Regions from separate parts of the Homo sapiens genome. Here region 2 is linked to region 1. The links are chromatin contacts, found by Hi-C or POLR2A ChIA-PET in ENCODE. All regions are on one chromosome and are shown on one strand. Each heading gives the region's core, a stretch centred on a gene start or an enhancer-like site at or near the end of the contact. The rest is flanking DNA. Distances are from core to core; before and after follow the strand shown. Region 1 overlaps LINC01104 (long intergenic non-protein coding RNA 1104). Region 2 overlaps AFF3 (ALF transcription elongation factor 3).

Region 1 (2,591 bases), core at 36-2,535:
TGTTTATAGCAGCCGTGTTTATCATTGCCAAAACTTGGAAGTAACCAAGATGTCCTTCAGCAGGTGAAGGGATAAATAAACTGATACATGCCGGCCGGGCATGGTGGCTCACGCCTGTAATCCCAGCCCTTTGGGAGGCCGAGGTGGGCAAATCACTTGAGGTCAGTTTGAGAGGCCAAGGCAGGCGAATCACTTGAGGTCAGGAGTTCAAGACCAGCCTGGCCAACACGGTGAAATCCCATCTCTACTGAAAATACAAAAATTAGCCAGGCGTGTTGATGGGCACCTGTAATCCCAGCTACTCAGGAGGCTGAGTCAGGAGAATAGCTTGAGCATGGAAGGTGGTGGTTGCAGTGAGCTGAGATCCCGCCACTGCACTCCAGCCTGGGCGACAGACTGGGACTGCATCAAAATAAATAAATAAATAAGGATATCTCCAGACAATGGAATATTATTCAGCACTAAAAACAACTGAGGTACCAAGCTATGAAGTGAAATGGAGGAAATGTAAATGCTTCCAATTATGTGGCATTATGGGAAGGACAAAACCATGATGACAGTAAAAAGATCAGTGGTTGCCTGGGATTGGAGGAAAGGACAGATGAACAGGAGGAGCATGGGAAATTTTAGGGCGGGCAAACTATTCTGTTAAAATGGTGGACGCATGTCATTACCTGCTCTCCACACCCATAGAATGTACAACACCAAGAATGAACCCTAATGCTAACACTGGGCTTTGGGTGATGATCATGTGCCCATGGGGGTTCATCAGTTGTCACAAATGGATAACCGATGGGGGATGTGAGTAGTTGGGGAGGCTGTGCATGTGCTTGGGCAGGGGGGACGTGGGAAACCTCTGTACTTTCCTCTCAAGTTTGCTGGAAACAAACACTTCTCTAAAAAAAAAACTGTTTTTTTTAAACTACCATCTTAAACAAAAAGAGGAGGCCCCAGGTAAAAGACCTCAACCCATAATTTTCCACTGAGAAGGGACTTTCTCACTGGTGGAAGGAGGACACACCGGGTCATTATTTGAGTAATCCAGGCAGGAGACCCTGCCTGGATTGAGTAATCCAGGCGTCTGCTTCACCCATGAGACCGCCTCAGGTGAAAATAGCTTTGCGGTTGTTTTTCTTCTTTTCACCCGATGGGTCTTTGGGGGTTTGTGGCATGCCCCACGGAACAATGAACTCTCAGTTCCCCTTTCTCATTCTCCCCAGGGAGCCGAGGTGCCCTGCCGGGAGAGGGGCCACCTGTACCAGGTGTGAGAGGAGTCGCACCTGGACCCAGGCCCTGCATCCTCGTCCTGCCTCTGCATCCAGCATCCCTGCAGGAAGCCCTGTCTGCAGAAGGGCTGAAAAGTAGCCTTGCTGTGAAAGTGCTTGTGTGTCCCTGAAGGGAGAAGCAAGTCACAGTCAGGGCACTGGTTCCTGTCATCCGGTGCAACACAAAGCAGGCCCCAGGACATGGGGTGCAGACGGGAGCACAGACAGGGTGGGTGCTACTGGGGTGCTCAGGCAGCTTGAGGAGGATGGAGATGGCAAACTTTCCTTCATCATTCCAGGGCCACATTTAGGGCCGGAGGACCAGCAGGTCCCCAAAGCCTACAATGCTTCTGGAGGCCAGTGGCGAGCAGTGTCCAGGGACCCCACAGCCACCACTGAGGCCCACCTGCTCATCCCTCAGCTGGGTGTCCACTGGCGGCCACACTTCAGGTCTCCGGGACGCGGAGTTTGGGCTTCTCTCCCGAGCGGAAGTTATCCAAGTGCCCTCGGCATCCCACGGATTTGCTTTGTCTCTGAGGGAAGAATTAAGGAGTGTTAGCATGATATCAGAAAACTGCTAATTATGGTGAAGAGCTAACACGGCAATCTGGGAACTTGTGGAGCTCTAGTTAGTGATGACAGAAGAGGAAAATATTTGACTGTTTTGTGCTGCACCCAGGTTCTCAGGAGGCGGCAAGAGACGAGAGTTGGCGCTGTGCCATGCTCGGAGCCCCTGGTCCTAGAGACGCTGCTTTCCCCGTGGGAGTTCGGAGCAGAGGCAGCAGCTGGGAAGCTCAGGATGGAGTGAGGAAGGAGAGCGACTTGGGGTGCTTGGGTTGCAGAGATCTAACGCCCCAAGAGAGACTAGCTGTGGCCTGTGCCCACCCCAAACTCACACACTGTTGTGCTCACACACGTGTACACACTCACACACATTTCAACACCCGCACGCCCAAGCTCACACACCACACTCACACGCCTTAGTCACACACACATACACACATTAACACACATACACACTCACATTTGCACATACACACACACACAGTTATGCACCACAGACACACACTCCCAAGTTCACACACCACTATCACACACATCTCTTCACACACACACACTCACCTACACACTCTCACACATGGAACACCGACACACTCTCCATTACGCACCTGCCCTCTCTCACACGCACGCACAAACACACACGTTTCAAGCCGAATTAGAGCTCTTTTTTTGGTCCCACAAAGAAAACGGTAACCTCAGCATCTTGGTCTCAACGAGAACTGGGTGCATGATCCCATCCAACCACAAGGGGGAAAATGAGGAAAT
Region 2 (2,591 bases), core at 38-2,537, 390 kb after region 1:
CCTCAGTAATTTGGGCCAACATCAGGACCACACCGTGGGGCACTGGGCCAGACCTAGTGATGTGGGGCATTATCTGTAAATGCACCTGAAAAATTAGATAAGGCTGTGAAAATGGAATTTTAGTGATCCAGGGTTTGAGAAAAGTCCTCTTGGCTGGAGTAAGGCATGTACGTAGGTCATATGATTGTTTCTGAAACATGAAACTCAGAACCCAAAAAGTTCAGCACATTTTGGCCCCAGTAAGTAGAAAACACCCCGGACATTATCTATGGATGAAATAGTGTGCTGCAGAGGACAGTCCCTGGCCGGAAGCTGGACCATTCCAGTGAATTCAGCAAAACCAGAGAACTCTACCCCGTGTTTTGACAGATTTAAGAGAAAATGCAGTAAAATTCAGCTTTTAGGAAAAAAAATAGGAAGTATAGATATTAAAAGAAAACCTGGAAACTTTAAAATCATTTATCATTAGCTACCCAGGATCACAATGATGAGGTCTTGGGGAAGGGTGGGGGAAGTGTGGGGGAAGACTTCAAAAACTAATCAGTGAAGAAAAGCAGTTTGGCCAATGTGGAGACTAAAACATCTTTCTAAATCTGCAGCAGTTCCCTGGTTGAGGAGAGCAGGGAAGCCTAAAAAAGGTGGCAGATGGGGAGTGTAAACAAGAAAATAGGCCATAAGAGAATTTTTGAGCAACTTGCAAAGTTTCTTTAAAAATAGTGATGAACAAATATATAGTAAAACTATAAAGAAAAGCAAAAGAATGACAAAAACACCAATTAGGATGGTGAAGGGGGTTTGATGAGATAATTGAAGAGCACAGTGGCTCTGGACATTTATTGTTATAACTTTGTACCTTACGCTGTTTGGGTACACAAATATTTATTTTACTGTTATTCTCTACAAGGTACATATACATTAATTATGTCCATTCTTTTGTTATGTATGATGCGTTTCAAGATAAGAAAACAAAAAGAGGAAGTGGTTAAGTACAGAGCAGCTCAACCAAAGCTTTATAACAGTGCCAAGAATACACTCCAGAATTTCAGAAGAATGATAACAACTTTCAAGTCTTGGCCTCTTCTAGTGCATGAGACATTATTTAACCATTTATTTTAAGTGTATAACCCATCTTATACACAGGTCTGTGTGGTAGGTTATTACCCTCATTTATGTAGTGGGGGAAACTGAAACACAGAGAGTGACCAGGATCAAATCCAGGTAGTTTGGCTCTAAAGCCCTTGTTCTTGGCCACTTCTCTACTCCCCATATCGTATTACCATAGAAAGAGCCTACATGTAAGTTTGCATGAGTTCTTACATTGAAAGGATCAACATATCTTTTGAATTGGCAATGTTGGAAGCTGCACATGAAACAGAGTCAGTGGCAACATCAATTTTGGAGCTGTTGACCAAAACCCATCATTTAACTGGCAACATTGCTGAAAATCTGGTCTGTTACCAGTATGATTTCTTTCCATAAGAAACCTAAAGAATTTGGATTTGTGAGTCACTTCCATCTGAAGCCCTCTGATTCTCTCCACAAAGGAGAGAATCACTAAATTCAAAGGGGGAGCTGTTGGTTAAGGGTACAAACTTTCAGTTATAAGATGGATACGTTCTGGGGACCTAGTGTACAGCATGGTGACTATTCATAATGCTGCACTGCTTACTTGAAATTTGATGAGAGAGCAGATTTTAAGTGTCTTAACTGTACATGTATACAAACTCACAGAACATGATAACTATGGGTAGTGACAGACACGTTAATTTTATTGTGATCATCTTTACACAATATATACATATGTCAGGTGATCACATTGTATACCTTGAATTATATACACTACTTTTATCTGTCAATTTAATTTTTTTTTTTTTCTTGAGACGGAGTTTTACTCTTGTTGCCCAGGCTAGGCAATGATGTGGTCTCAGCTTACTGTAACCTCTACCTCCTGGGTTCAAGCCATTCTCCTACCTCAGCCTCCTGAGTAGCTAGGATTACAGGCGCACACCACCACGCCTGGCTAATTTTTTTGTTTGTTTTTTGTTTTTTGAGACAGAGTCTCACTCTGTCGCCCTGGCTGGAGTGCAGTGGCACCATCTCGGCTCACTGCAAGCTCTGCCTCCCAGGTTCACCCTATTCTCCTGCCTCAGCCTCCTAAGTAGCTGGGGCTACAGGCACCCGCCACCACCCCTGGCTAGTTTTTTTGTATTTTTAGTAGAGACGGGGTTTCACCATGTTAGCCAGGATGGTCTCAATCTCCTGACCTCGTGATCTGCCCACCTCGGCCTCCCAGAGTGCTGGGATTACAGGCATGAGCACCATGCCCAGCTGCTAATTTTTGTATTTTTAGTAGAGACAGGGTTTCACCATGTTGACCAGGCTGGTCTTTAATTCCTGACCTCAGGTGATCCTCCCGCCTCAGCCTCCCAGAGTGCTGAGATTTCAGGTGTAAGCCACTGTGCCCAGCCACAATTAAATATTTTAATATAAAAATTTGTTAATAAGTTTAAAAAGTTAAAAGTGCAAGGACAACACTTTGAGGAACGGAGAGTGTGGTTTCTATATGGAAAATACCTGACTAACCCAAGTAT

The links. Hi-C counts contacts between places; a loop is a spot of excess contacts on that map. ChIA-PET counts read pairs that join two places held with the same protein, here RNA polymerase II (POLR2A). Pooled maps may share reads with other maps.
Region 2: a map of OCI-LY7 shows a loop between it and region 1 (5-fold over the local background). The contact joins two enhancer-like sites. A Hi-C loop is called at or near these places in 2 of 168 maps with a recorded cell type or tissue (B cell and OCI-LY7), 1 of 37 single-sample maps with no recorded cell type and 5 of 50 pooled maps. POLR2A ChIA-PET finds 5 or more read pairs at or near these places in 1 of 52 experiments (OCI-LY7).

The regions. Positions count from the first base shown.
Region 1 is chr2:100,246,319-100,248,909 of GRCh38, reverse strand. It overlaps LINC01104 (long intergenic non-protein coding RNA 1104), which reads right to left. Exons shown (of 3, transcript NR_103730.1): 2 at 1,672-1,798. Among named protein-coding and RNA genes, the nearest start is that of LINC01104, 39 kb to the right of the region's middle. RefSeq lists an enhancer at 871-980. Within about 2 kb of position 1,285, at least 2 of the 41 ENCODE cell types and tissues checked have a DNase peak (open chromatin) inside an H3K27ac peak, as active enhancers do; they include OCI-LY7, where a contact is called at or near this core.
Region 2 is chr2:99,860,012-99,862,602 of GRCh38, reverse strand. The region is part of intron 7 of AFF3 (ALF transcription elongation factor 3); the gene reads left to right. Among named protein-coding and RNA genes, the nearest start is that of AFF3, 280 kb to the left of the region's middle. Within about 2 kb of position 1,287, at least 3 of the 41 ENCODE cell types and tissues checked have a DNase peak (open chromatin) inside an H3K27ac peak, as active enhancers do; they include OCI-LY7, where a contact is called at or near this core.